2 separate regions of the Homo sapiens genome follow, and region 1 is linked to region 2. The links are chromatin loops, found by intact Hi-C in ENCODE. Cell type or tissue: heart left ventricle. All regions are shown on one strand. Links, peaks and the distances in the headings refer to the core of each region. The heading gives the core; the rest is flanking DNA. Region 1 overlaps PCBP1-AS1 (PCBP1 antisense RNA 1). Region 2 overlaps MXD1 (MAX dimerization protein 1).

Region 1 (15,839 bases), core at 865-8,864, 140 kb after region 2:
TTTTTTTTTTTGAAACAGGATCTTGCTCTGTTGCCCGGGCTGGAGTGCAGTGGTGTGATCTCGGCTCACTGCAACCTCCGCCTCCCAGGTTCCAGCAATTCTCTTGCTTCAGCCTCCCAAGTAGCTGGGATTACAGGCATGCACCACCACGCCCAGCTAATTATTGTAGTTTTAGTAAAGATGGGGTTTCATCATTTTAGCCAGGCTGGTCTTGAACTCCTGACCTCAAGTGATTCACCCGCCTCGGCCTCCCAAAGTGCTGGGATTATAGGCATGAGCCACTGCGCCCAGCCAGTAAAACGATTTTTTTGTTTTGTTTTTTTTTTTTAGACAGAGTCTCGCTCTGTGGCTAGGCTGAAATGCAGTGGCACAATCTCAGCTCACTGCAACCTCTGCCTCCCAGGTTCAAGCGATTCTCCTGCCTCAGCCTCCCGAGTAGCTGGGACTACAGGCGCATGCCACCATGCCCAGCTAATTTTTTGTATTTTTAGTACAGACAGCGTTTCACCATGTTGGCCAGGATGGTCTTGATCGTGATCTGCCCACCTCAACCTCCCCAAGTGCTGGGATTACAGGCGTGAGCCAACACGCATGGCCAAGCTCATTTCTACCAGGCTGTATGTGTTGGCTTTATCAGTACCACAAGGAATCACGGATATGATCAAGGAAATACATGAAATACACATCATCTTCTCAATGCTATGGTCACCCTTTACACTCTGCTGTCTTTATAAATTTCTTGTCAAAATTATTCATTTTACGTGTTTAACTCTGAGGAAACTGAGTCTCACTCTGTCACCCAGGCTGGAGTTAACCTCCACCTCTTGGGTTCAAGCAACCTTCACCTCCCGGGTTCATGCGATTCTCCTGCCTCAGCCTCCCAAGTAGCTGGGACTACAGGCACGCGCCACTGCACTCAGTTAATTTTTGTATTTTTTGTAGAGACAGTGTTTTGCCATGTGGGCCAGGCTGGCCTGGAACTCCTGGCCTCAAGTGACAGCCTGTGTCAGCCTACCAAAGTGCTACAATTACAGGTGTAAACCACCACGCCTTTACTCTGAAGAAATTTTTTTTTTTTTTTTTTGAGACAAAGTCTCGCTCTTGTACCCCAGGCTAGAGTGCAACGGTATGATCTCGGCTCACTGCAACCTCCACCTCCCAGGTTCAGGCGATTCTCCTGCCTCAGCCTCCTGAGTAGCTGGGATTACAGGCGCCTGCCAGCACACCCGGCTAATTTTTGTATTTTTAGTAGAGACAGGGTTTCACCATGTTGGCCAGGCTGGTCTTGAACTCCTGACCTCAGGTGATCCTCCCACCTCAGCCTCCCAAAATGCTGGGATTACTGGCAGAAATTACGCACCTGGCCAGAAATTTTTTTTTAAGTTTTATTACCCAACTTTTTTTTTTTTTTTTTTTTTTGAGACAGAGTCTCACTCTGTCACCCAAGCTGGAATGCAATGGCGCCAACCCGGCTCACTGCAAGCTCCGCCTCCCAGGTTCACGCCATTCTCCTGGCCTCAGCCTCCTGAGTAGCTGGGACTACAGGCGCCCGCCACTACGCCCGGCTAATTTTTTGTATTTTTTTTTAGTAGAGACAGGGTTTTCACCACGTTAGCCAGGATGGTCTCATCTCCTGACCTCGTGATCCGCCCACCTCAGCCTCCCAAAGTGCTGGGATTACAGGCGTGAGCCACCGTGCCTGGCCCACCAACTAATTTTTTTAAAAGCACCTCTTTCACTTCAGTGTCTCTCAGTCTGCTGATTGGTTTTCTTTTTTTTTTTTTTTTTATGGTAAATTGAATTTTTTTTTTAATTATACTTTAAGTTCTGGGCTACATGTGCAGAACATGCAGGTTTGTTACATAGGTATGCACACTGATTGGTTTTCTTAGAGGGAGCATAGTGAGGTAGAAATGAGGGCTCCTTAGATACATCAGGGTTCAAGTATCAGTTCTGCCATTTCCAAGTTAATTAATCTCTTAGAGCAGACGTCCCCAACCTTTTTGGCATCAGGGACCCGTTTCATGAAAGACAATTTTTCCATGGACAAAGGGGAGGGAATGGTCTCAGGATAATTCAAGTACATTACATTTATTGTGCACGTTATTTCTATTATTATTATGTTGTAATATATAATGAAATAATTATACAACTCACCATAATGTACAATCAGTGGGAGCCCTGAGCTTGTTTTCCTGCAATTAGATGAGATAGGAGACAGTGACAGATCATCAGGCATTAGATTCTCATAAGAAGCATGCAACCTAGATCCCTCACTTGCTCAGTTCACAATAGAGTTCCCACTCCTATGAGAATCTAATGCTGCGCTGATCTGACAGGAGGCACAGCTCGGGCAGTAATGCGAGTGATGGTTGTAAAAACACAGATGAAGCTTTGCTCACTCGCCCACCACTCACTCACCTCCTGCTGGGCAACCTGTTCCTAATGAGCCACAGACTAGGGTTGGGGACACCTGTCTTAGAGCCTCTGGGTTGTCAACTGTAAAAGACAGACGCTACCATCTATCTCCTACACAGGTAAAATCACAATATATGGTTGAAAAGCCTGTTAGAAGGCTAGGTGTGGTGGCTAATGCCTGTAATCCCAGCACTTTGAGAGACCGAAGCAGGCGGATCATCTGAGCTCAGGAAATTGAGACCAGCCTGGCCAACATGGTAAAACCCATGTTCACTAAAAATACAAAAATTAGCTGGGTGTGGTGGCGCACATCTGTAATTCCAGCTACTCGGGAGGCTGAGGCATGAGAATTACTTGAACTCAGGAGGCAGAGGTTGCAGTAAGCCGAGATCACACCACCACGCTCCAGCCTGGGCAACAGAGTGAGACTCCATCTCAAAAAAAAAAAAAAAAAAAGCCTATTAAAGAGGACAAAGTGCTGTCTCTGTTGAACCTGCACTGTCTCAGAAGTCAAAGAAATGCTTAAAGAAGTAGTAAAGGACAAGAAGGAATCTGCCAAATTGACATGAGAAAGGGTGTTTCTGGCAAAGGCAACAATACATACAAAGGGCAAGAGTTGGGCATAGTCGCCGGGCACAGTGGCTTACGCCTGTAATCCCAGCACTTTGGGAGGCCGAGGCAGCTGGATCACCTGAGGTCAGGAGTTTGAGACCAGCCTGACCACCACGGTGAAACCCCGTCTCTACTAAAAAAAAATACAAAATTAACCAGGTGTGGTGGCACATGCCTGTAATCCCAGCTACTTGGGAGGCTGAGGCAGAAAAACTGCTTGAACCTGCAAGGCAGAGGCTGCAGTAAGCTGAGATCGCTCCACTGCACTCCAGCCCGGGCAACAAGAGCGAAACTCTGTCTCAATTTTAAAAAGTTGTGCAGACACACGATCCAACAACACAGATACTAACATGAAAATAAAAATGTGGATTAGTCAACAAGTAGTTATTGAGTGTCTCTACATACTAGGCCCTGAAGATACATAACCAGGAACAAGTTCCCTGCCCTCACAGAGCTTAAAACCCACCAGGAGAGAAAGACAAACAGTTAAGTGGTCTTATGTAAACAAATGGGGTGCTAACAGTTTCTTTATATAGAGCGGCCAGAAAAGCCCTTCAAAAGGAGATAATGCTTACTTGACAATTAAAGGCAAAGGACAGGCCGGGCACGGTGGCTCATGCCTGTAATCCCAGCACTTTGGGAGGCCGAGGCAGGTGAATCACTTGAGGTCAGGAGTTCAAGACCAGCCTGGCTAACATGGAGAAACCCCGTCTCCATGAAAAATACAAAATTAGCCGGGCATGGTGGCGCACGCCTGTAGTCCCAGCTACTTGAGAAGCTGAGACAGGAGAATCGCTTGAACCTGGGAGGCAGAGGTTGTAGTGAGCTGAGATCATGCCACTGCACTCCAGCCTGGGTGATAGAGTGAGACTCTGTCTCAAAAAAAAAAAAAAACAAAAAAAAACCTAGGGATAGTTAATTGAGACATTATGCACAGTAAAGAGTGTTCCAGGCAGAGGCTATACAGCACTGCAAAGGCCTTCAGGCCAGAAACTACTGGAGAAGGGGTCAACGAACTGTGAGCAGATGAAGGTGCCAGCAGTAGGGAAGAAGGGGCCTGGGATGAGACTTGAGAAACATGCAAGGACCAGATACTGCAGGATCCAAGTAAAGAACTCAAATCTTTTCCCTGCCTTTTCTCTAAATATGGTCTGGAGGACCGGGTGCAGTGGCTCACACCTGTAATCCCAGCACTTTGGGAGGCAAGTGGATCACCTGAGGTCAAGAGTTCAAGACTAGCCTGGCCAACATAGCGAAACCCTGTCTCTACTAAAAATACAAAAATAAAAACAAAAAATTTAGCTGGGTGTGGTGGTGGACGCCTGCATTCCTAGCTACTCTGCAGGCTGAGGCAGGAGAATCTCTTGAACCTGGGAGATGGAGGCTGCAGTAAGCTGAGATCACTCCATTGCACTGCAGCCTGGGTGACAAGAGCAAAACTCTGTCTCAAAAAAAAAAAAAAGGAGAAAATAGATATCATAGATATCTTTGGCTGAGCACGGTGGCTCACACCTGTAATCCCAGCACTGTGGGAGGCTGAGGTGGGTGGATTGCCTGATGTCAGGAGTTCGAGACCAGCCTGGCCAACATAGTGAAACCCCGTCTCTACTAAAAATACAAAAAATTAAAAAAAAAAAAATTTAGCTGGGCATAGTGGCGGGTGCCTGTAATCCCAGCTACTTGGGAGGTTGAGGCAGGAGAACTGCTTGAACCTGGGAGGCAGAGATTGCAGTGAGCCAAGATCGTGCCATTGCACTCCAGCCTGGGCAACAAGAGCGAAACTCCATCTCAAAAAAATACATATATATATGATCTGGAGACCAGATGACTGGTGTCAGAATCACCTGGCAGGCTGATCAAGCTGCAGATTCCTGGTCACCACCCCAAACCTACTCAATTAGAGTATCTAGCAGTTGATACCAGGAAATCTGCATTTTAAACAAGTATCCAGCGCCCCCTCTCTCACCCTCATGGGTAATTCTGATGCACTAAAGCTTCAAAACCATAGCTCTAGGAACAAGGCTAATGAAGAAAGGCCCTTACTTGAAGCTGGCTGTCAATGTCATAATTAGAGTACTATGTAAAGCCAGAGTCAAGCTGGGCATTAAGTAATCTAGACAGAGCAGTCTGAGCTAAGTGTGATGGTGCACACCTATATCCCGGCAACTTGGGTGGCTGAAGCAGAAGGGTCATTTGAGCTCAAGTTCAGTGCTGTAGTGTGCTATGATCACGCCTGTGAACAGCCACCACACTCCAGCTTGGGCAACATAGCGAGACCTTGTCTCTAGAAAGAGAAGTCTGAATGAATTATGGAATTTGAAGGTCCCAAAGCAGAAAATAGAAGGCAGGACATTACAGCCATGGGACTTAAGAGAACAGAAGGAGCAAGCAAAGACAGTTAGCAGTCTCAGGGAAATCACTAACAATAGTCATGATCTCCAGCTCTCTTAGGTTGGTTTTCCCAGCATGGCCCTAGGAAGGAAATGCAGGTGCCTCACCTCACAGAGACTAGATGACCAGGCCATAGACTGCCCAGTCTGTGCACATAACCACTCCATCCAATCTTCAAAACAGAACACACCGTTCCTCAGTAAGTACTCTATCTTCATGAATCCCCATCAGCCTGCAAAAGAGCTCTGAGCTACATACAAAAACATTCAGAACACCTCTAAGGGCCAGGGACTAGCGCTACCCCTCAAGACTCTCTACTTGGCACATGAGTGCCCCCTAACGCTGTCAAAATTTAAGAGCCAGGTCAGAAACCTTGATGCCCACTCCTACATACCTTCGGATCCCACCATTCACACACATCCAGCCAGTCTTCCAGTACTTTTTGCTATGCCTCACTGACAGAGTCCCGTACTATATTCTACAGAATACTCTCTCCCCAAAATTCAGAGAGAAATTCCACAGATTCATGTTGAACAGAGTCCTGAACTCCTAAGGCTGCTGAGGCCAGCTCCTATGCCTGGTTCAGTGGGAGGAGGTAGCCTGAAGAGAGCTCACTCCCTTCACCCTGTCTGAAGGAAGCTCCAGGACTACTGCAGGCTTCTGTACATGCAACTTGTTTCAAAGATAAGGGAGTTGAACCTGACATATTTAAAAGAATGGATAGGCTCTTGGCAGCAGAAATTTAGGTGGGGGAAAAGTTAAGGTAGGATTTCTGGGGATTTCATTTTAAAGTAAAGAGCCCATAAAATACAGAGAAAGTAATATACACTCTCACTCAAATCCTTGTATGTCAACTATCTGATCCTTTCTATAATCCAAAAGCTGGTTCCAAACTAAAGAGGTAAGAATGCTAAAAGATGATTTAAGTAATCCCCAAGATTATTTATGACTCTAATCCTGAATTGCTTGCCCTGTTCCTTCTTACACTCTACTCACTATCCAGGTGCTCCAGGTTTATGATTTAATGATCCTGCTTCAGCCTTGTCTCATCTTATCCTTCAGGCCTTTTGCTTCCTTCCTTGCTTAGAATTCTACTCCGCTGTCAGTTATTCTGCCCTCAGCTACCTGAAGTTAATAATATGCCTACCCAGATTCTCAACCTTTATCCTCAGGACACATGCTCCCTTCATGAGCAAGTGTTTTGTGTCAGGCTTACCCTGGTTTCATGGATATGACTTAATCATTTTAGATGGTTCATCCAGGCAAACAAGGGAATTACCAAAGATGGACGAAATAGGAAGAATGACAATGAACCAAGGGCCAGTGTTTAAAACTCACCCTGACATCCTAAAGCACAGCTTCCTAGACCTCAGGTGCTGCCCCCAATACTCTATCCCCCTCCCTAGTGCCCCACCTCAAAGGTCCTTCTAGCCACTGCTGATAAGCTTTGACTAGGAATTCATGGTGAGCACAACATAAGCTTACAGTCTAGTGAAGGACACAGACAACAAAATAATTACAATACATATGATAATTAATGGCAATGCATGCAGAGTTGTAGGATCAAGGCTAATCAGGTGAAGTTATATGTATACTAAGCTATAACTTAGATGATGAATAGGAGATATCCAGGCAGTGGCAGAGCATGGGAGGAAGGGTGTTCTAGGCACAATGAAGAGCACACGCAAAGGCCTTGCAGCAAGAAAGCACATCTAAAGAGATGTCATGAGCTGGAGGATGGGAAGGTCAAGATAGGTGACTGATGCAGATGATGCTGGAGAGGCCAAAAGGGCCTAATAGGACAAAGAAAGTTGTTTTACTATTCACTTCACAAGTATTGTCAATAATGTGTCAGACATTGTCCTAGGTGCTAGGAATACAACAATGAATAAAACAAACAATATCAGCCAGGCACAGTGGCTCACACCTGTAATCCCAGCACTTTGGGAGGCCAAGGCAGGCGGAACGTTTGAGGTCAGGAGCTCAAGACCAGCCTGGCTAACATGGTGAAACCTTGTTCCTACTAAAAATACAAAACTTAAGCCAGGCATGGTGGCACACGTCTCTAATCCCAGCTACTGAGGAGGCTGAGGCACAAGAATCGCTTGAACCCAGGAGACAGACATTGCAGTAAGCCGAGATCGAACCACTGCACTCCAGCCTGGGCAACAGAGCCAGACTCCATCTCAAAACAAAACAAAACAAAACAAAAAAAAGGCCAGGTGCGGTGGGTGGCTCATGCCTGTAATCCCAGCACTTTGGGAGGTTGAGGCGGGTGGATCATGAGGTCAGGAGATCGAGATCATCCTGGCTAACACGGTGAAATCCCGTCTCTACTAAAAGTACAAAAAATTAGCGCCTGTAGTCCCAGCTACTCAGGAGGCTGAGGCAGAAGAATGGCATGAACCCAGGAGGCGGAGCTTGCAATGAGCCGAGATGGCGCTACTACACTCCAGCCTGGGTAACAGTGCAAGACACCATCTCAAAAAAAAAAAAAAAAAAAAAAAGACAATATTCCTGTTCTCTTTTAATTGGAGAAGACTATAAACAAATATGTAAATAAACCAGAAAATTATAATATATTGATAAGTGCGATCACAGAATTAAAATCAGGTGATGTTAATAAAAGCATATGGGTAGATACTTTAGAATCATTAGATAGTCAAGGGAAGACCTGTCTGAAGAGATAGCATTTAAAAGCAGGGGCAGGGTGCAGTGGCACAGAGACCAGCTGTGAGACCTCGTTTCTACAAAAAATTTTTTTAAAAATTAGCCAGGTGTGGTGGCGCATGCCTTTAGTCCCAGCTACTGGGGAGGCTGAGGCAGGAAGATCCCTTGAGCCCAGAGCGGTACAGTCAGTTATGATCACACCACTGCACTACAGCCTGGGTGACAGAACGAGGCTTTTGACTCAAAAAAAAAAAAAAAAAAAAAAAAAGAAAGAAAAAGAAAAGGAAGGAAGGAAAGAAAAGAAAAATCAGGTATCTCAATAAAATGAAGTCATTAAAAGCTCAATGGAGGCTGGGTGCAGTGGCTCACGCCTGTACTCTCAGAATTTCAGGAGGCTGAGGTGGGAAGATCACTTGAGGCCAGGAGGTCGAGACCAGCCTAACCAACATGGTGAAACCCCATCTCTACTAAAAATAACAAAAATTAGCTGGGCATGGTGGTGCACACCCATAATCCCAGCACTTTGGGAGGCTGAGGCAGGACAATCGCTTGAAACTGGGAGGCAGAGGTTGCATGAGCCGAAATCATGCTATTGCACTCAAGCCCAGGAGACAGAGACTCTGTCTCCAAAACACAAAGCAGTTCAATGGAAACATCACTAACATCATTTTTTTTTTTTGAGATGGAGTTTCGCTCTTGTTGCCCAGGCTGGAGTACAATGGCGCAATCTCAGCTCACTGCAACCTCCACCTCCCAGGTTCAAGTGATTCTCCTACCTCAGCCTCCCGAGTAGCTGGGATTACAGGTGCCTGCCACCACGCCCAGCTAATTTTTGTATTTTTAGTAGAGATGGGGTTTCACCATGTTGGCCAGGCTGGTCTCGAACTCCTGACCTCAGATGATCCACCTGCCTTGGCCTCCCTCCTAAAGTGCTGGGATTATAGGCATGAGCCACTGCGCCTGGCCTCACTGACATCTTTTTAAGCAGGAGAATTATCATTTAAGCAATCATTCTTACATTTTACTTTATTTTTTTTTTGAGACAAGGTCTCCCTCTGTCACCAAGGCTGGAGTGCAGTGGCATCATTACAGTTCGTTGCAGCTTCAACCTCCCAAGCTCAAATGATCCTCCCACTTCAGCCTCCCAAGTATCTGGGACCACAGATGTTCACCAGCACCACACTTGGCTAATTTGTTATTTTTTGTAGAGACATGGTCTCACTATGTTGCCTTGAACTCCTGGGCTCAAGCGATCCTCCCACCTCGGCCTCCCAAATTGCTGGGATTACAGGCATGAGCCACCACGCCTGGCCCATTCTTCCATTTTATGAAGATCACTCTGGCTGTAGTGTGGAGACTGGAATGGAGGTAGGGGTGAATAAAATTAAGACTGGAAGCAGTGATGATAATGGATTATATAAACTAAGATGATGATAATAACAACTAAGATTCACATAGCAATTAGTAGGTACCAATCTATTATTCTAAGCATCTTATATATATTAATTCACTTAATCCTCAGAAGTACTCTTTTATAAATTTAAAAACTAACGTACAGGGCAGTAGCAATGGAGAGGGAAAATGATTAGATTCAAGAAATACTGAGGAGGTAGGGAGGACAAGTCCTAGTGACTGGTTGTCAGACGTGGGAAGGGAAGGAAGGAATGATTAATCATTACTGGGTTTGGGGCTTTAGCCGCTGCATACTGTCTATAATGTATATGATTGGGCACTGGAGAAGGAGCAAGTGAGAAAAAGCAGGGGGCTGCAAGACATCCCAGTGGGGTTGTAAGCAATTGGATAATCTGGTCTAGAGATCTGGGCTGGAGATTTGGGAATCATCCACGTGTAGATGGTAACTGAAGCTGCCAAAGAGGTTGAGATCACCCAAAAACTGGAAATACCTTAATGTCTTCATAGAAAAATAGCCAAATAAAATACAGCATATCCATTCTATGAAATACTATCCAGCACCAAAAAGAATGAGATATGCCTGTTTGTACTAACATGGAATACTGTCAAAGCATGTTATTAAATCATAGAAGAAAATACCAGAATGATACATAAGATGTTATATCACTTGTATAGAGAATTAAATAAAACAAAAAATAATACTTTAAATTTTTTCTGGGTTCATACATGTGTAAATAAACACACAGGAAGAAGTATGGCAGGTACATTCCAAATCACCAATACATTACCTCTAGTGAATACAGAAATAACTGAAATGGGGAGACAGGAATAGCCAAAATATGATCTACAATGTTTTGGTATTTTAAAAATATCATTTATTATATTCTCTGTAAATTAAATAATTTTTCAAAAAGATTGGGCAGGAGGAGAAGCTTACAAAGGTCATCTTTTGCTTCAGATACTAAATTCTCTCTGTCCTTCCCATCCTCCACTGGCCTTGAGGTTCACGTATTCTGGCTTCTCATCTGTCTACCTCTGAAATGTTAACACCAAGCCCCCTAAGTCCACACTCTATCCCAAATCCTTGGCTCCAGGCAAGCCCTGGTCACCAATCTCTGAGCCTGGGCTATAGCCCCAGGAGGAGAGATCAGACACCAAAATCGCAACACACACAGGGGAAATGGGTATAGATGCCAGCTTCAAGGACAGTGATCAAGTGGCCTTGCTGGCCTCCTGGCCAGCAGAAATTTCAAAGAGCAAAAGGTATCTGAAAGTATCTGGCCATTTGGAGGCAGCTCTGGAGTGCTGAGGAATGGGGCTGAAGTACAGTCAGGCAAAGTCAGGGGTGAAGTGGTAAGGAGTGGGTTGAAGAAAGAGCTAGTTTCACTTGTAAAGATTCCAAATGAAGTGCTGCAATCTTATGGAAACCAGGTTTACAGAAAAAGGAGGCGGCAAGCTGCATTCTGTGAGTCTGGCTGGAGAACGGGGGTTTCTAGGGGTATCTAGAGGAGTCACTTCCAAAGCACCAATTCCAAAAGGCACATTATGTAAAGGTTTAGTAGCTAGAGCAGCAGCAGGAAGCTAGAGATGTGAATAGAAAGGAGGTAAGGAAGATCTACAAATGAGGAAAGATGAAGGCAAGTTAAAGCCTTTCCTTCAGCCAGGCACAGTGGCTCATGCCTGTAATCCCAACACTTTGGGAGGCCAAGGCGGGCGGATCACCTGACTCAGGTCGGGAGTTCGAGACCAGCCTGACCAACATGGAGAAAACGCGTCTCTACTAAAAAAAAAAAAAAAATAACAAAATTAGCCAGTCGTGGTGGCACATGCCTATAATCCCAGCTACTCAGGAGGTTGAGGCAGGAGAATCACTTGAACCCAGGAGGCGGAGGTTGCAGTGAGCAGAGATTGTGCCATTGCACTCCAGCCTGGGCAACAAGAGCAAAACTCTTGTCTCAAAAAAAAAAAAAAAAAAAAAAAGCCTTTCCTTCGTCAGTAAACCAAAGGCAGAGATCATGGGCAGCTTTCTGGTGATTGTACCCTTAAGTTTCAACTTTCTATAGATGAAAGACAATGTATTTGGTCATGTTTTCCTGGTTACCCAAAAAATGACACAGCCCAGGCCTTACCCAACAGCTGATTCACCATCAATTAATCTGTATCACAGCCTGCTGAGCCTCACACCTCACACAGTCACACACTAGACAGCTCTGGGGGAAAAAAACAACCCAAGGTGAGCTGTCAAAGTCCTCTTCGTAACCTGACCTCGCCCTCTGGGGTAGGTTTCATTTCAAAACTGAAAGGGACTGAAGGGCTGGGGAAATCCAAAGATCAACAGAGCCAGGAACAGGTGGTTCCCACAGAAGCATCCCAGGTTGGAACTCAAAACAGAAACCAGACCACTGATAAGACATGGTTTATGATGTCTGTCTCCAAGCCTTCGGATGCCATTTATATGTTTTTGATATTTACAATAGGGCATGACCACATTTATCCAACTCCTGACTACTAAAAATCTAATTCTCCAAGTGCTCAAGCAACTTCCTGGTTTTATTACATTTTAGAGCTTCGGGGTAGCTCAATAACTGAGATACCAGGGAACTTGCGAATTCTTTAGCCCTTCAAATGGGCCACAAATAATGAATTTTATCTCTTCTTCCTTCTTCATCTCCCCACAAAGGCTTGGCAAAATTCCTGTCTCACTAAAAAGTTTCTAAGTTGTTCATAATGGCCCTCTCAATGGAGCAATATTCAATACACAAAAGTCTAGTTCATCAAAGGAGTCAGGTTATTTGCTTGAGGTTCATCTGTAACTAGCTATATGAGCTTGGACAAGTCACTTCACCTTTCTGAGTTCTATAAAGTAAGGAGGTTGGAAAAAAAAAGAAAGGGAAGCAATAAAACAACCTTGAACAGAAAAAAGACTTTAAGTTTTTAAGTCTAAAAGGCTCATCAAGTGCCAACAAGTGTTATTTTTAAAAGGCATACACCTCAGCCTGGCCAACACGGCGAAACCTCATCTCTACTAAAAATACAAAAATGAGCCAGGCGTGGTGGCACGCATCTGTAATCCCAGCTACTCGGGAGGCTGAAGCAGAAGAATCGCTTGAACCCAGGAGGCAGAAGTTGCAGTGAGCTGGGATCGTGCCATTGCACTCCAGACTGGGTAACATGAGCAAGACTCCATCTCAAAAAAAAAAAAAAAAAAAAAAAAGACATACCAGAAGCATACCACAGGAAACTCTAAGCATAAATAAAAATTCACAAACTTCCAGAACAAGAGAACAGATTATTACTTACAAGGAAAAAAAATCCCATTGGACTTCTCATCTGTATCACCAGAAACTCAAAACACTGGAAAGCTACTTAGACTTTGTCGAGACTAGGACTAGTATTCCAAGAATTCTAAACCTAACCACAATATCATTCATACACGAAGGTTAAAAAGAAATTGGACATAAAAAGACTTTGAAAGTACCACTCATGCCCCCCTTCTAAGAAAATCACTCAAAGAAATGTCCTACTTGGCTGGAAGTGGTGGCTCACGCCTGTAATCCCACCACTTTGGGAGGTCAAGGCGGGCGATCATGAGGTCAGTAGGTCGAGACCAGCCTAACAGTGCAAAATCCTGTCTCTACTAAAAAAATAAAATACAAAAATTAGCTGGGCACAGTGGCGCACGCCTGTAGGAGGCTGAGGCAGGAGAATCGCTTGAACCCGGGAGGCGGAGGCTGCAGTGAGCCGAGATTGTGCCATTGCACTCCAGCCTGGGTGACAGAGTGAGACTCCGTATCAAAAAAAAAAAAAAAAAAAAAAAAAGGAAATGTCCCAGGCAATTAACATTTAACTGTAACAAAGCCAGGAAAGACAAACTATATAAAAAACATGTTTCCCCTCCCCAACAAAAACCTTTTAATGAGTTTGGACCAGATGACTTCGAATGGCCTTTCCAAGTATAAACAGAAACTGCCCTGTACACCACAGTCCCTGGCAGTCTGGGTTTGTGAGTTGTTCATCACCTAGTGGCCTGATGAAGTAAATGCAGTTTGTCAAGTGCCCGGATAAACTTCCAGCCATTTTGTGAGCTCTGATGGCGTATGCAGCAGGGCAGCAGCCTGACCTCCTAATGATTACAAGAGTAGGAGACTGCAAACCCTCCAAACTCACAGACAATTGTAAAGACTTAGCTCACCATCAATTCATTCTTCAAGGAGGAAAGGAAAGCATACTCACCTTGTAACTAAATAATCCTAAGTGAAGCACAGATTTGTCAGACTGCATTTACAAAGTAGGGAGAAGTAGAAATTGTTTCTGTGCAGAATGATCTGAACTGAAAGCAAGTTTAGGTATTAGGATAAACTGCAAATATGTCTTACACATAGGAAGACTGTCTTCAAAGGTTCATGAGTTTGCATGTGGAAGATGTATTACATTTATTCTGTATAGTTCCGGGGTACTGGTCTAAAATTAGGCCGGGCACAGTGCCTCACGCCTGTAATCCCAGCACTTTGGGAGGCTGAGGTGGGAGGATCACCTGAGGTCAGGAGTTCCAGACCAGCTTGGCCAACATGGTGAAACCCCATCTCTACTAAAAATATAAAAATTAGCCAGGCGTAGTGGCACACACCTGTAATCCCAGCTACTCAGGAGGCCAAGGCAGAAGAATCACTTGAACCCAGGAGGTGGAGGTTGCAGTGAGCCGATATCGTGCCACTGCACTCCAGCCTGGGTGACAGAGTGGGACTCCGTCTCAAATATAAATAAATAAAAACAAAAATTAAATTAATGAGAAGTCTCAATTAGATTTCAATTCAAAACAAGAAATAATTTTCAGCAGGGCACAGTGGCTCATGCCTGTAATCCCAGCACTTTGGGAGGCCAAGGCGGGAGGACTGATTGAGGTCAGGAGTCCAAGACCAACCCAGGCAACATAGCGAGACCCAGTCTCTACAAAAATTTTTCTTTCTTTTTTTTTTTTATGAGAAAGAGTCTCGCTCTATTGCCCAGGCTGGAGTGCAGTGGCACGATCTCAGCTCACTGCTACCTCTGCCTCCTGGGTTCAAGCAATTCTCATGCCTCAGCCTCCCGAGTAGGTAGGATCACAGATGTGAACCACCATGCCCAGCTAACTTTTGTATTTTTAGTAGAGATGGGGTTTCGCCACATTGGCCAGTCTGGTCTCAAACTCCTGGCCTCAAGTGATCCACCCACCTCGGCCTCCCAAAGTGCTGGGATTACAGGTGTGAGCCACTGCACCCAGCCTCTACAGAAAATTTTTAGAATTAGCCTGGTGTGGTGGCACACAGTAGTCCCAGCTACTCAGAAGACTGAGGCAGGGGGATCACTTGAGCCCAGGAGTTCAAGGCTACAGTAAGCTATGATCACACCACTGCACTCTAGCCTGGGTGACAAAGCAAGACCCTATCTCTTAAAAATAAAAAAAGGCCAGGTGGCTGGGCGCAGTGGCTCACGCCTGTAATCCCAGCACTTTGGGAGGCCGAGGCGGGAGGATCACTTGAGGTCAGGAGTTTGAGACCAGCCTAGCCAACATGATGAAACCTGTCTCTACTAAAAATAAAAAAATTAGCCAGGCATGATGGTGAGTGCCTGTACTCCCAGCTACTGGGGAGGCTGAGGCAGGAGAATCACTTGAACTCAGGAGGCAGAGGTTGCAGTAAGCCAATATTGTGCCACTGCACTCTGTCCTGGGCGACAGAGCAAGATTTCGTCTCAAAAATAAAATGAAATAAAATAAAATAAAAACAAAAATAATAATTTTTTGCAGGGCATGGTGGCTCATGCCTGTAATCCCAGCACTTCAGGAGGTCAAGGCAGAAGGATCACTTGACCCCAGGAATTCGAGACCAGTCTGAACAATATAGTGAAACCTTGTCTCTATAAAAAACTAAAAAAAAAAAAAAAAAAAACAGCCGGGCATGGTGGCATGTGCCTGTAGTCCCAGCTACTCGGAGAAGGGAGAAGCTGAGGGGGAGGATCGCTTGTGCCAGGGAGGTTGAGGCTGCAGTGAGCTGTAATCCAACACTGCACTCCAGCCTGTGTGACAGAGCAAGACCCTATCTCAAAAAATTATGATTATATTTCTACCAATGAGAGCTTTTCAACAACGATGTCCTAAGAACTGATGAGCTCCCCTATTAATGGAGGTATTCAAAGAGAACTTGAAAGATCATTTGTCAGGAGAATGATAGAAAACATTCCTGTAATTGGATGGCAGGCTGGAGACAAGGAGACTGCATAAAATTACTTCAAAGGCTCTTTTCAGCTCCAAGAGTTTTTATTCTAAATAAAAACAAAACAAACAAAAACCACTAATA
Region 2 (15,839 bases), core at 5,190-13,189:
ACTTGTTCTTGCTGCGTCTTCTGTACTTGGTTTACCTCTTTAGTATCGTTAGTGGAACCACAGGATGTGAGCAGCATTACTTGTGCCATGCCCTTGAATAAAAATGGCACTTGAAGGATCAACCTGGTAATTACCTGGTAGGTTTTGCTTGTCCTCCCACCTTAGCATTACCTGAAGGTGGTAGCCAGTAGTTTTGTGCATGGGTATGAAGGCACTTTAAGAAAGATGTTAATACTGACTTGTAATATGCAATGGTGTAAAACCAATTAAGCTGTGTTGCATTTTGTTACAATATTTTTTTAATTTTGTTTAGAAGAATTTTGAGGCCTTTCAGTTAATTTTTCTGGAAAAGCATCATCCATTTTTGCTTTTATTATTGTCCACTAATGATTTGAGAGGAATTGTCCAAGTTACTTATTGAGGCTTAATACCTTAACACTTTGTTTTTTTCCTTAGTTTCACAGGAAGGTTGTAGGGGATGTTCACTAGTGGGGATAAGAAAATGAGATGTTGAAGTGGCTTGGTCCCAAAAGGTGATTAGGAAAGAAAAATAATAGTAGTTAAGAATCTTAAGCCAAGAAATGGATTCTTTCTAGTATCTTCTCTTTAATAATCAGTACTATGCCAAAAAAAAAAAAATAAAGGCTACAAATCCTTCTGTTAATGGGTTGGTTTGCTTTCCATGGTTAGAGACGGGATTATCACAGTTGTCCATACACCTGACTGATAGTGAGTTAGTGTAATATATTCAGTGGTGTAAGGATTTCTGAGAGACCATGATTAAACCTAGAGGTAGCACCAGCCAAACGTGTGAGGCAAGAGCAGGCAGTTTTCTTTCAGTGTGATCATTTCCTTCATGACTCATTTGGAATAGCTCCTTTTCTGAGGAACAAGCAATCATAATGGAGAAAGCAGCTTGACCCCATGGTTTGAATCGGCTTTATATCCTCAGCCATGTATGGTCAGAATTTTGAACTGAGGTAAAGGATAGGGAGAGATTACTGCTGGTTTACATAACCCTTGGATAACAGTTTATTCTTGTTCTTACAGGTTGAAATGCTGTGCTTTTTGCTTGTAGAGTCTAGGGAAGTACTTTTCCTTGGACAATAAAAGATAAGATTTTGCCACATAGGAAACTTCTTGGGAACTGAAAATGCAGATCTTATTCACGTTTCTCTAGTTGCTTATTAAAACAACAAAAATGAAAATGAAATTGTGAATATCAATTGTTTTTGAAATTATCCATAGAACTGCTGGAATATGGGAAGATGGAAGTTTCTTTCCTACTGATTTTTGAAGTCAATTACTAATTATTTAGAATTGAAATCTAGAACTTCTTAAAAGTGTGTTTTGTTCAATGAGTAAAGCAAGCTTTGGCACTCACGTGAAAGAGGAAGTTCAGGACTTGCCACCCAGTTGTTTTATAAGACAGTGGCTAGAGTGACCTGACATGAGGAGTGTTTTTGAACCCAAGAATTTTTCCTGGTTATCTCAGATACGCCGTAATTTGGCTTAGTTTTTTTTTATTAGAGTGTATTTTTAAATGGTGAAATTTGACCTTTATCAGTGATTCCAGAGTTATCCATTGTTTTCCATAATCACATGGAAAATAGTTTTGACACAAGGTATCAGTGTGTTCTTACAGTGCTTTAATTAAAAACGTAAATGTTTACCCATCAATGGAGGTGGCTGGCAGTCTCGGAACTGATCATTTTTGAAAGGGCTGCTTTTTATTAATAACTCAGTTTCAGTAAACTAGATGCACTTCAGTAATGCTCTAGCCATTAAGTACAAGTCCCCCTTTAAAAAGCACCATGTGTTTAACACTCGAGTAATCAAATAAAATCTGTAGTTTTAAAAATTTTGTTCAAATTTTGGAAGAAGTTGTGCTTCCTATGGAGTTTGTTTAAAAGTTTATTTTGGGGATTCAGAATTTTGCATAAGTATATAACTCTATTTATTAGTTTATATATTTTCAAAGAATCCAGAAATATTTTGGTAAGAATTTCCTGTGTGCTGTTATTTTCTACTCTCTTCTCAACCTATTCACTTTCCTCTCCTCCACCTACAAGGGGTGGTCCTTGTCTACAGTTAAAGAGGGTAATCTCAACCAACTGTTGGCATATACTTTCATCCATTTTATTTTATTTATTTATTTATTTTTAGACAGTCTCGCTCTGTTGCCTAAGCTAGAATGCAGTGGCACCATCTCGACTTACTACAACCTCTACCTCCTGGGTTCAAGTGATTCTCCTGCCTCAGCCTCCCGAGTAGCTGGGATTACAGGCGTATGTGACCATGCCTGGCTAATTTTTGTATTTTTAGTAAAGACGGGGTTTCGCCAGGTTAGCCAGGCTGGTCTCGAACTCCTGACCTCAAGTGATCCACCCACCTCAGCCTCCCAAAGTGCTGGGATCCCACTATGCCCATCTACTTTCATCCATTTAAAAAAATCTGTCAGGCTTTGAACTTACTAGTCCCGGTTAAAGTTAAAATGCCACGTGCTTTAGAGCCAAAGGTTTGCAGTATATGCCAGATTCTTGTTAACTATAGTATCCTGTTGGCCATTGAAGGCAATAAACCTTCAGAACAATGTGACTGGAGAATGCTGAGGGATAACCAAGTGAATCAGTGTAAAGCTTTTATTTCTTTTTAATTGAGATGGGCTCTTGCTGTGTTGCCCACACTGGTCTCCAACTCCTGAGCTCAAGCAATTCTCCTGCCTCAGCCTCCCAAAGTGCTGAGATTACAGGTCTGAGCCACCATGCCTGACCATTTTAAAGTTTTGTTTTGTTTTGTTTTGTTTTGTTTTGTTTTGTTTTGTTTTTGAGATGGAGTCTCCCTCTGTCGCTAGGCTGGAGTGCAGTGGCACGATCTCAGCTCACTGCAACCTCCAACTCCCTCGTTCAAGGGAGTAGCTGGGATTACAGGCACGCGCCACCACGCCCGGCTAATTTTTGTATTTTAGTAGAGACAGGGTTTCACCATGTTGGCCAGGATGGTCTCAATTTCCTGACCTCATGATCCGCCTGCCTCGGCCTCCCAAAGTGTTGGGCTTACAGATGTGAACCACTGCGCCTAGCCTGAAACTTTTAAGTTAACCAATTTTGGATTGGTTTGAATACATGAGGTCCATATATTGTTTACCTAGAAAACAAATATTCTAAACTTAAAATACTGTCATTTTCTCATTTATTTTTTCTTCGTGAATAAAAATTGATTCCTAAGATCCCTGTGAAAGAGAAGTTTAATGCTAGGTTGGAAATTTCTCATTTCAAGACAACCTCCTCACTTCCGCTGCCATCCCCCCACATTCACTCTCCTTACCCCCATTCTCTGATGAGTGAACTTGATGTTGGTGCCCCTGATGTAAATGAGTGGCTGAGCACTCTTGAGGTGGTATTCCTCCATGATTGCTGTGAGAATTTATTTCCTAAGCCCAGTAAGGTGCTGATTATGGCCCCACAGAATTCATGAGCTGAACCAGGGAGTAAACTCCTGAGCTGGTTAAATTCTAGAGAATTTTCATAGAAAGGTCAAGCAAGATTCAGCTCCTTTATAATACTGGTAGCTTCTTCCAAATTTATAACTGGTTAGGAAGGGGTTGTGTGAGGAGGACACTAAAGGGGCCACATTGACTTCTTATGACTTTATGGTAACTTGTCCATAAAGTCTTAGGCCAGACCTTGTCTTTAAGGTCAGCCATAAATACACTAATCATATGGTTTCATATCCATCACACCTTTCATCCAAGGCTCTCTAATCAGTTTTACAGCTGTTACCTCATTGGTCCATACTTGTTCAGTAAATAATTCGTAATTATTTTTATTCTCATTTTATAGACAGGTTAACCAGTAACAGGATGGTAAAGAATTTTATTCATTCCACAGTATATCAGTGGCAAAGCTGGACTTCACATTTCACTAACTTCTGCTTTAAGCAACCTATCATCTTTATATTGAGCTGAACTTTGGAAACCCCTTCCTAAAATCATTTGGTTGCTATTTAACAGTAGCATCTTGTACATGATAGTTACTTCAGGGAGTCAGAAGTTTGGGGAAGGGGGTTATTTTACTATTTAAAACAATATAGTCAAGCAACTTTACACAAAATTTTGGTGTATGCTACCCCTAGGGAAAACTGCAGGGGTGGGGTAGGGGTGCTACCTCCCCTGTTCTACCCTTAGCCTACAGAAAGCTTTGTCGTATTATATAACGCAAATTCACATTGCATCGTGCAGCTGTTTTTGTATAAATAGACCCCTTTTATTTCTTGTCTTAAAATGGATTATTTTTCCACTAGAGAAGGCATGCTTCTTGGTTTGTCGCTTTACCTTGAACTCTATTTTAGGATTTACATTTATCTAACTCTTCAAATGGACTAATTTTTTTAGTAGAGCCCAGTGAATTTTTCTGCCTTTCTACATCTCTCCTATCAACTTTGGAGAGAAAGAAGTTAAAAGAATTGTGTTGGTGTTGAAGTAGTTCTTTAAGACAAAAATATCTTATTCTTCTCTTATTGTTCCCTCTTTCAGATCAACTCACAATGAAATGGAGAAGAATAGGTGAGTTGGGGATTTGGGAGGTGGAATGCGGGGAGCTTTGTTGCATTCTCTGTTCATGCAGTTCAAACTTGGTTGCTCTTTTTGACTCTTCCCACTAGTAGCACCTGATTTCAGAATTCACCCAGCGCCCTCTAAGCAGCATCGCTCATAAATTACTTAGGTAGATGTAGAGCTTGCCAGTTAAAAGACCACACCCCTAACCCTCACCCGCACCAGCCCACTCCTGAAGAAGGCCTTTGAATGACTATTCCACAGACCAAAGCATTTTAGTCAGAGGCAACATTTCCACAAATAGTGTTTTTAAAAAAATTACATGCTACTGAATATCATTGGCAGTGTTATCTAAAATACATATACACAGATATATATACACATAATATACATGTAAGTATATATTAACACATGTGTATTAACGTGTATGTATGTGTATTTGCAGTTTACTTGTGAATGAAGAGTCTCAAAATTCAGGCAAATGTATGCATGGCAGAAATTGGAGATGGTGCCTAACTAGAGGAGGACTGCCACCCTCACTGGGCTCCATCTTGCCGCAGCCTGAGTGGAATCTCTCTCACCTGGATTGCCTCTTGCTGCTTACTTAAATCTTTATTTTCCAAATCAAGTTGCCCCTCCTTCAGTGAGGCAGCCGAGTGGTTTTCAACTCTGGTTGCACATTAGAATCACTTGCAAAGCTTTCTGTGTATTTTTAAACATATTTTTATATTAAATACATTATACACATACACTTGTATATTTTTCTGGTGAGGGTAGAGAACAAAGGTTTATTTCTGCTGATTCTATAAAATAACTTTTTATTATAGAAAATTTCAAATCTGGCCAGGTACAGTGGCTCATACCTGTAATCCCAGCACTTTGGGAGGCCAAAGTGGGTGGATCACCTGAGGTCAGGAGTTCGAGACCAGCCTGGCCAACATGGCAAAACCCTGTTTCAACTAATAATACAAAAATTAGCCAGGTGTGGTGGCACGTGCCTGTAATCCCAGCTACTTGGGAGGCTGAGGCAGGAGAATCGCTTGAACCCTAGAGGCGGAGGTTGCGGTGAGCCGAGATCCCGCCACTGCACTCCGGCTTGGGCAACAGAGTGAGACTCCGTCTCAAAAAAAAAAAAAAAAAGTAGAGTGACTAATGTAATCAACTCCTATGTATCCATTACCCAGCTTCAGTAATTATCAACATTTTGCCAGTCTTCTGTAAGCAAAACCACCTATTCCCATGAAGTATTTTAAAGCAAATTTTCTTGTATCTCTAGTAAACACCAAAAAAAAAAAAAAACACACAAAACACCCAAAACAACAACAAAAAAAAAACCACTTGCTTTTACCATACTGAAAAAAATTAATGATAACTTTTTGTGGAGCTTTTAAAAGCCAACAAACAAACAAACAAAATAATGCCCAGACCTTACCCTTAGCAATTCTGATTTAATTGGTTTGGGTTGAGGCTCTGCACTCGTATGTTTCAAAAGCTCCCCAGGTGATTCTCATGTGCAGCCATGGCGGAGAACCATTGAACTAGCCTCATTCTGGTCTCTGAGCTCCCATCAATTTGAAATGCGGGCTACCCATCCAAATTGAGTGCTTTCTCAGTGCCCTGCATGAACAAGAAAAGGATGTGTAATGATGGCTCTATAAAGACATGTGGTTATTTCCTGCCAACCCTCTTTGAAAAAGGAGCCTGACTCTGAAAGTCAGGATCTGAATGATATTTATGTTTAATCAGTGAAAGGGCAGACTAAACCCTTCCCAGGCAGGTAGAATCTGGGAAGAGGGCGGTTAGCTTTACTCCACTATGGAATTTCGTGTGTGTGTGTGTGTGTGTGATGCTGAGTGTGCCTCACTGCATATATGCTTCTGCTCATCCCATCGTCTTCCCTTTTAATTGTTCTATGATTGTGACTGACCATGTTTTAAGTTGGAGCTTCCTTTATGCTTTAGCTATTTACATATCATGAACTAGAAACTCAAAAGTATCTCTTCTTAAAGGGGAAAGGTAGTCAGTTGTGGCTTCTCTTTCTCATTTTTAGATTTTCTCTTCAGATTCTCTCCCTTCTTCCTGCCTTTGCAGTGATGTGGGTAAACCGGGACTATTTCTGCTGAAAAGTCTTCTAGTTCTTCGCCCCTCTAATACTTTAGTTTGGTATTTATTTTTATTATTATTAAAATTTGATCGCTTCACATAAAGACTTACTAAAACTTTGTGACTTTTGCCTCTGCAGGAATGCCACAGAATGTCAATTGTATTATTTATTATAGCACCTCAGGGATGTTTATTTTCTGTCTATGGTGGCCCCAGAACTTGTACATGTTACTGGGTATTAAATGCGTTCATAGTAGGGTATTAAATCAGCAAGGTCCCCATCCCAGAAAAATGTGCAGTTTGTCCAATGGGAAAGATGCAGAGACAGTTTCAGTTAATATACTAAGTGCTAAGATTGGGATGTGCACAAGAAGCTAGAGGTAAAAATTCTGGAAAACTGAACGTGAAGTCACCACTAGGCAAGCTGCCTGTAATTGAGCTTGCTTGTATATGACCAATCAACCTTTGCTTGTTGAAGGATTAGTTATCTAGTTTCCTTCTTTTCTTTTTTGGAATTTGGTCTTTTAAGGTCTTGATAATCTTTCTAGTCTAGAGCATGTGAACAGAACAGAAGGAAAATCAGGACTCAGTTTACTTAATTTAAGCAAGCATTGGTTGCTGCAGTTCAGGGGAGGTTAAAGTTGCTGGGCTCCACTCTCTTATTAGCATGGATGCTTAAGAACTTCAGGGTTTGGAGGTCAGCTGAACAGCTGTTTTTGTACTCTCCCTGGTTTTAGTAGCTGAGTTCTATAAAAGAATACCACTCGGGTAAATGCTAATATACTTTAGCCATTTTTTACCTGATAACATTGCATAAAAAGATTATCATGGCTTTCATTGCTTCTTGGCCTTTTGGCTAAAATCAAGTGTAAAAAGATTGCCATGGCTCTCAAAAAAAAAAGGAAGAAGAAGAAAAGACAACTTAGGAAAAGAACTTCTAACAGTGGGATTTTCCCTTTTCTTGATATTGCAGAGTTGATTATACTTGGGTTAGTTTTCTTGAATGGAAACCTTTTCTATGGCACTTTAGAGATTGTAAATAATTAGTGTTACTCTATGTTATCAGGACTCCACTGTAAGGATATTATACCCAACACCAACACTTTGAAGTATCTTCGCATTGGTGGGACAATAAAAGAAAAGACTTCTAGAATGGTGGTGGTGGTAGTATTTTCTACTCAACAGAATAGGTGTTGAGCACCTAAGATGCCGTGTAGTAGGTGCTGGGACTACAGAATCCAGTAAAGACTACGCACTGCTGTGGAGGAGCTCAGATTAATATCACTCTACAGGGGGTTTGTCAGTCAGCACATGGCCTGTGTTTCTCTGCATTTTAGCTAATTTTCTGGGTCTGATCTCCTAAGAAAACACCCTTGGGAGGGTGGGGTATGTGTGTGTGTGTGTGTGTGGTTTTTCTTTTCTTTTTTTAAACTAATCTTGCAGAAAATTTTGAGAAATATAGAAAATAATACTAAAAATTTAAATTGTCCATAGTTCTAGCACTCAGAGAAAACCAATGGAACTTGAAAATATATCTTTCCAATTGTTTTGGAAAAGAACTGAAAATATAGTTTTGTGTAGAAAGTTAGAAAATTCAGAAAAGCACAAAGAATATAAAAATCACCTGTAATAGGCCTCTCAGAGGTAACACCTGCTAACATTTGTTCTATATCCATCTAGACTTTTGTGTGTACTTTTTTTTAACCAACATGGGATCATATAGTAATAATTTGTAGCATCTTTTCCAGTTATAAACATTTTCCAATGTCATTAAATCTCCTTTTTCAACATTACTTAATGCCCAGTATTATATTATATGAATATGTTAAACCTCATATAATCAGTCCCCTGGTTTAGATTCTTCCCAGAACCTAAACAATGCTTTCTTAAACCACCTGTAGAAAAATCTCTGTCCAACATCATAATTATTTCCTTAGGATAAATGTATAGCTATGGAATTGGTGGTGAACACGTTTTTAGGATTGCTGGATTGTCCACCAGGCAGGTTACAGGCATTATTTTCCCTGCACTTCACAAGTTGATGTTATAACTTAAAACCTTTATGAGTTTGATAAGTAAAAAATAAAAAAACACACAGGCAACTTGTTTTAATTTGCATTTCTCATACTACTAGCATAGTTGAACAATTTTTATGTCTTTGACTCTGTGTGTCTCTTTGTGTGAATTGTCTATTAAATAGCCTTTGCCCAATTTTCTACTAAAGAATTTATCTTTTTCTTTATTTTAAAAAGTTTCCATAATATAAAGGACATATATGAAAGATATTGACACTTTTTCTATCACATAACTGTCCAGTTTATCATTTAGCTATACAGAATCAGTCTTCCCTCACTGATTCAAGTTGCTACCTTTGGTGTATACTTATTTTTGTTTATGGCTAAGTCTCTTTCTAGACTTATTCTTCCAGTCCATTGATCCATCTCTTCTTCCTGTGCCAATATATACCCTTTCATTCTCCTTTTTTTTTTTCCATGCCCTTATCTATTTTCACCAGTTTATTTTTCCTGAAAAAAATTTTAATCTGTGAATTCCCCAACCCCTAAATTCTTTGGGGAGTTTAAAAATTGACATTGCATAATTCCAATATAAATTAACCTTTAAAAGTTCATGCTTATATATTAGATCTTTTCATCCAGGATTTGGTATGTGCCTTAATTTATTCAGATTTCTCTTCTGTCTCTAAGCAAAGTTTTGTAGCAAAGTTTTCCACACAGGTCTTATACATGTCCTGTAAAAGGTATTCCTGGATTTATATATTTTTAGATTGCTATTGGTTTCCCATCTTAGTTAACTAATTGATTATTGTTGGAATATAAACATATTTGAATCTTTTGTTGTTACATACCCTTTATTGATGATAATTCTGCTATTTCTTTCTCTTAACTGAGAATTCCTCCAATTTAAAACAAAGCCTTTCAATGAATCCCTCAGCAAATGGAGACTGAGCAAACACATATAAGCTACAGCCAATAGGTCAGGAGCCAGGTGGTAGAATAGACTCTTTTTTCAAAAGATGGCTCTGGCGTCTCCTTTAATAGTAGACATCCATTTTTCTGGAGTGGTACATATGCAGCTCTTGCTAGAATTAGGTGCCTGGTCTAGAGCTACTACCTCTGCCAGAGTCTTCTGACCCTGTGACAGAAGATTTCTGTGTGTGCTCCATGGGGAAGACTCTGCAGCCCAATCTAAGCTGTTATTTCCATTTGGTCAAACAGTATTTCAGTGGCATCTGGTCTGGCATGAGAAATCAATTCAGTCAGGTCTCTTCTGGAAGAATATTCTAATTGATTACAGGTCCCTATAGTTGTTCCTTTTGGGTTTTGATTTTTCAAATGACCAAGTCCCTTATATGGGAAGGGCTGGGGCCTGACTTTTGCACTGGGCCTGAGTTGTGGTATGCATTGCATCACTCTTATTGTTTCTGAACTTTCTTGACCACATTCAGATTTCACTCTGGGATGTTGTAACAAGTCCATGTTTGTTGCAACATGGGGTAAGGTTATTACGAAGGAGAGACACAGCGATCAGTGTATAAATCCAATCTATATTGATGGTCTGGAGAAGAACTCACATTTGTACCACAAGAATCATCTTCCTTGTACTATAACCCTTGAGTAGATGACACCTGCCTTTGGCAAGACTTGGAGGAGAGACACATGCTGGTCATTTGACCAATTTCCAGTCTCCTACCTGGGACCCTGGGGCTATTCCCTTACTTTTTGTCATAGGCATTAATAGTCAAATAGTGGGATAGAGCCAACAGGTATGATTATAATATATATGTTGTATTTGAAAATTAGGCTCTGAAAAGGAGATATTAATGTGGTGTACTTATGTATTTCATACTTTAATAATGAAGTGACCTTATCTCTCCAAAATGTAGCCACTGTTAACTGCTATTTATGTATTATTCACTGAGTATATTACTATCTTTGTATTTTCTACAAAGATTTATCAGCACAATTGTGAGAAATCTTCAAAACCTTTTAGGGTTCCAATTAAGTTGGTAATAATGATGCACTTGGCAATTGTTTATAAAGGGATCATTTTAGAAAAAGGAGGAAAGTATTTTTTCCCTCTTCAAAGTGTGACTTGTAGTCTTCACCTGGATTTTTTTTTTTTCTGTTTAACCCAGTAGGGCTTTGTTCTCAATGCAGAATCTCCTGTGACCCTTGACATTTTAAGGGATTAATTTTACAAGTCCCATTAATAAAACTTGTTCCTTCTTACTCTATACTAAATACCTTCTTTTCCTTATTATACAGCTCATACATACCCATATCTAAAATTATTTTTGTTCAAACTCCAATTATCTTATAGGATTTAAGATGCTATTTAATTGGGTAAGTCTGGCCCACACCAAGATAGGTGATAAAATGGTGAAACCTCAGAGTTAAACAGGCTACCCTGTTGAGGGTGATCTATTTGGAAAGGAAAAGAAGGTTATGATAGGCTGTGAAAACTTGGAAGGAAGTTAAGTCAGATGGGATGTTTGAGGGTGAGGGAAAAGAAAGAATATGTTTGGTAAGAGCAAAGGAGAGCCCATTCTATAACTTTAGGTGAGAGCTGATATCTATCAGGGTTTGAATATAGCTCCTACAAATCATTCTGCAATAATTCATCTACACGTTTGAGCACTCCAACTAAATTTTAATTACCTCAAAGGTAGGGACTTGATCTTACTCAATATTGTATCCCAAGACTTGCTGGGGGCACTGGCTCACAACTGTAATCCCAGCACTTTAGGAGGCCGAGGTGGGAGGATCAGTTGAGCCCAGGAATTCAAGACCAGCCTGGGCAACATAGTGAGACCCATCTGTACCAAAAAAAAAAAAAAAACCTGTAGTCCCACCTACTCAGGAGGCTGAGGTGGGAGGATTGATTGAGTCTGCGAAGTTGATGCTACAGTAAACTGTGATGGCACCACTACACTCCAGCCTGGTTGACAATGCAGACAAAAAAAGAAAGAAAATATAGCCTGGGACCTAAGAAAGCAGCAGAACATAACATAATAGTTCTCTCTCTTTTTTTGAGATGGAGTCTTGCTCTGTCACCCAGGCTGGAGTACAGTGGCACAATCTTGGCTCACTGCAACCTCTGCCTCCCAGGTTCAAGCGATTCTTGTGCCTCAACCTCCTGAGTAGCTGGGATTACAGATGTGTGCCACCGCACCTGGCTAATTTTTGTATTGTTAGTAGAGATGGGTTTCGCCATGTTGCCTAGGCTGGTCTCAAACTCCTGGCCTCAAGTGATCCACCCTCCTCGGCCTCCGAAAGTGCTGGGATTACAGGCGTGAGCCACTGCGCCCGGCCCAGCCTGTTACACTTTCAATAAAGAGAACTAATCACAGATAACAGTGCTTCCTTCAAACACACACACATACCCACACACCCTTCATTTGGTACCACTTCTGGTCTTGATTACATCCAAGTCAGGAAGAACTTTAAGGATAGTATATTTAATGCAGGAGGCACTATCTACAGATAGCACCATCTACCTAATAATCCTACTCTGTTGAATCTATTCCCCAATTTGCAGATCTACTAGCCTGAGAGAGATCCATAGATAGAATCAAGAAAGCATGGTCTGGAGGCAGAAATAAGAAGAGCTACAGTCAGAATTGTCTGAGTTAGCCCAGGTGCTTTCTATCAGTGCCAAAGCTCTGGTAGGAGCTGGTGCCTCAAACAGCTTGGCACCTTCTTCATTAATAACTTCCTTTACTTGGATATTTACTTTCCGTAATTCATGGCTGGCAAGAAGTTAAGGAAAACTAACAGCAGAAATACGTGGTATCTGAATATATTTTATATTTAAATCTTTAATCTGTTTGGAATTTATTTTGATGTTAACCTCCTCACTCTCTTGCCATTTTCTGAATAATCCATTCTTTCCCTAAGGATTTATGGTGTTATCTCCTTTATGTGCTAAATTCCTATCTATTCTTAGGTCTGTTTCTGGGGATTTCTATCCTATTCATTTGATTTGTCTGCCTATTCCTGTATTAGTACTACACTGTTTTTAATTATTGAAGCTTTATAATACAATTTAATATCTGGTACAGCACATTCCTCCTCATTATTCTTCTTATTCAAAAATTTTGGCAGTGTCACACACATCTATTCTTCTAGATGAAGTGTAGTCCCAGTGTTAAAAAGAACACTGTTGGGAGTTTTTTTCTTGGAATTGTGTTAAATTTGTAAACAAACTTGAGGAACATTGACATTTTTTGTTTGGAGGATTCATATCCAGGAATCTGCTATTTTTTTCATTTACTCAATTTTCTTGTGTCTTTCAACAAAGTTTTATAGTTTTCTTCCCATAGATCCTTCCCAACCTGTTTTAAATTTGCTCCTCAATATGTTATACTTTCTTCTTGCTATTGCACATGAGATATGTGAAGATCTCTGTGCTTGGACTTCCCAAGTCAATACATATTTGCCTCTATTTTTATTCTCCTTTGGCCATTGCAGTCGAGATCAAGGAGGGAGGCCCAGACTCTTCAGGACACTTGCTCCTGCAGCAAGCAGAAGTGAGGCAGCTGCCTCCCTCCCAACCTTGGAATCCTTTCTACCCCTGACTCTCAATGATGTGAACAGGAAATAAAGGAATCTTTTATTTTGCATTCATTGGCCTTATAAAACCCTTGCTAATTTTGTAAATGTAAAGAAATAGTACTTTTAGCATAAGCACTTTCTGTGTTTCCATAGAAAATGGATTAGATTTTCCATTAATTATTTTAATGACAAAAGATGTCCATTTTCTTCAAGGAAGTATTCAGAAAAGTGGATTTTGCCAGATAGCCTCTGTCTGCCTAGTGAGACATTTTTGAGTTCCCTATTGATTGTAAAAGGAATATCATAGTGCTCTTATTATCTGTGTTTGCTCACAGCAATTCTCCTTCTACAGAGGAAGCTAGGATTGAAAGAATAACTGCTACCATATACAGAGTACTCCCTGTCAGACCCTGACCCAAGGGCTTCCATACCTTGTCTCAGTCAATACCCATGACAGCCCTCCCAGGGAGGCGCTTGTCACCCTCATTCTACTGATGAGGAAACTGAGGCTACACAGAGTTAAGTAATTTGCCCAGGGTCACACAGGGAGTAAGTGGCAGAGCCAGGATCTCAAACATTTACTCTTTTTTAAATATTAACTTCATTTTTAATTTTTGTGGGTATGTAGTAGGTCTGTATATTTATGGGGTACATGAGGTGTTTGATACAGGCATGCAATGCATAATAATCACATCAAGTAAAATGTGGTGTTCATCCCCTCAAGCATTTATCCTTTGTGTTGCAAACCATCCAGTTCTACTCTTCCAGTTATTTAAAAATATACAATTATTTTGACTATAGTTACCCTGTTGTGCTATCAAATACTAGGTGTTATCCATTCTTTTAAGCTATTTTTTTTTTAACCCATTAACCATCCCCACCTCCTGCCCACCCCCGCTACCTTTCCCAGCCTCTGGTAACCCTCCTACTCTCTATGTCTGTGAGTTCAATTGTTTTGATTTTTACATCCAAAAAATAAGTGAGAATATGCAACGTTTGTCTTTCTGTGCCTGGCTTATTTCACTTAACCTAATGACCTCCAGTTCCATCCATGTTGTTGCAAATGACAGGATCCCATTCTTTTTATGGCTGAATAGTACTCCATTATGTATATGTACCACATTTCTCCAGACATTTACTCTTAATCACTGCATTAATATTTGGTTGCATAGTGACTGAGTCAGAATTTTTTAAAAAAATTAAAAATCAACAAAATTTGGGATACTTAAAACTTACTGAATAGAATCTATAGTTGTATCTAAATTTGTTATTACTAGTTATGGGCCATACTTGATTCAGAGCATGACTTATTATAGTTCAAAGATTGGTTTCTTTATGCCACTGTAGACCAAAGGTATATCAGCTTATTCAGAATAATTAAAGTTATGTTTCTGAAGAGTCAGAAGGTGAAGTTTGTTAGTCCATGGCCTAGGTACAAAGCAGTGTGGATCAGTGCTAAAGGAAGAGGCAGCCGGGTGCCAGGAAGATGGGAGGTAGCTCTTGGCAACAGAGGGAAGACTGAAGAAGATGTGATGGGAGGAGAGTCAACTTCCTGGGTCACACTGAGGTGTCGGGTGGCTTCCTGTTGAGGATATATGGCAAAACCCCTGCTAGTTCCCCAAATGGGAGTTTGACCTGGTTTAAAATGGGACAGCAGGGCACAGGAGTAGTCAGAACTGAGAAAAGAGAGCTGAGACGGGTGTTTGTTCTGCTTGTTTTGGATCTGGGAGCTCCGTGGGTACTCAGGGCTGGCAGAGGGATTCTAGATCCCAGGAGTTTGTGTGTCTGTATGTGTGTCTGTGTATGTGTGTGTGTGTCAGGGTTGGAGAGCTTTGGTAGGAGCTGTACATAACAGAGGGGTCTGTTTGCTTTTTTATCTGGTTCAGGGATTGGATTTCACTACTGTATGATAGAACTGAGTCTACTTAATATATTTCATTGCTCTCCTGTGGTTGGCCCGGGCACCAGTGTGGGGATGTCTGCAGGCAGTGGCATGTGGGCAGGGGGCAGCCATCAGGCTGCAGCAGTGAGGCGCCGGAGAAGGCCAAGGCAGACACTGCCAAAGACAGAGTTGGCTTTGGGTCTCTGCAAAAATCCAGAAAGAATTCTGGTCCTATTTTTGTAGAACTAGGCCAGAAAACACTGAATGAACAAGTATTAGTCTCAGCTGGAATTAGTCAAATGGCTTATTTCTAGTTTCACGACTAGGAGTGTTCTTTGGAAACCCACATTTGGGTAGTGAAAATTGCACTTTCTGGGCAAGACTCCTATAAGGCTAGAAATGACAATGCATCAAAAGATGACTTTATTATATTTTTATCAGTGGACAAACTTCCTAAAAAAATTCACACACTCATATCTGCATATAAACCAACATCATAAAAGTACTAAAATGACACTGTTCTGAATCATGCAGTCTTTGCAAATAACAAGCTGGCTGAAAAATATCTAAATATAATTTTAATTTTTGAACTTTTTCTTCTAATTGGAAAATTAGCTCATACCTGTAATCCCAGCACTTTGGGAGGCTGAGGCAGGCAGATTGCTTGAGGTCAGGAGTTCGAGACCAGCCTGGCCAACATGGTGAAACCCCATCTCTGCTAAAA

The links. Peaks named below come from ENCODE experiments on the same cell type or tissue, not always from the same donor. Only the 100,000 strongest peaks of a DNase experiment are listed, where the experiment ranks them.
Region 1: a loop joins it to region 2, with 5 times the contacts of the local background. A loop is called at or near these places in 89 of 110 quality-filtered maps.

Annotation. Positions count from the first base shown.
Region 1 is chr2:70,057,486-70,073,324 of GRCh38, forward strand. PCBP1-AS1 (PCBP1 antisense RNA 1) reads right to left here. Exons shown (of 11, transcript NR_033872.1): 5 at 2,158-2,195. It also overlaps a transcript of ASPRV1 not described here. Among named protein-coding and RNA genes, the nearest start is that of PCBP1-AS1, 22 kb to the right of the region's middle. RefSeq lists enhancers at 11,846-11,925, 13,372-13,666, 13,604-13,673. In heart left ventricle, for the core only: no CTCF peak of the experiment used is centred there; no DNase peak of the experiment used is centred there.
Region 2 is chr2:69,917,202-69,933,040 of GRCh38, forward strand. It overlaps MXD1 (MAX dimerization protein 1), which reads left to right. Exons shown (of 6, transcript NM_002357.4): 3 at 4,535-4,564. It also overlaps a transcript of ASPRV1 not described here. Among named protein-coding and RNA genes, the nearest start is that of MXD1, 10 kb to the left of the region's middle. RefSeq lists an enhancer at 9,936-10,230. In heart left ventricle, for the core only: no CTCF peak of the experiment used is centred there; a DNase peak (open chromatin) is centred at 10,050.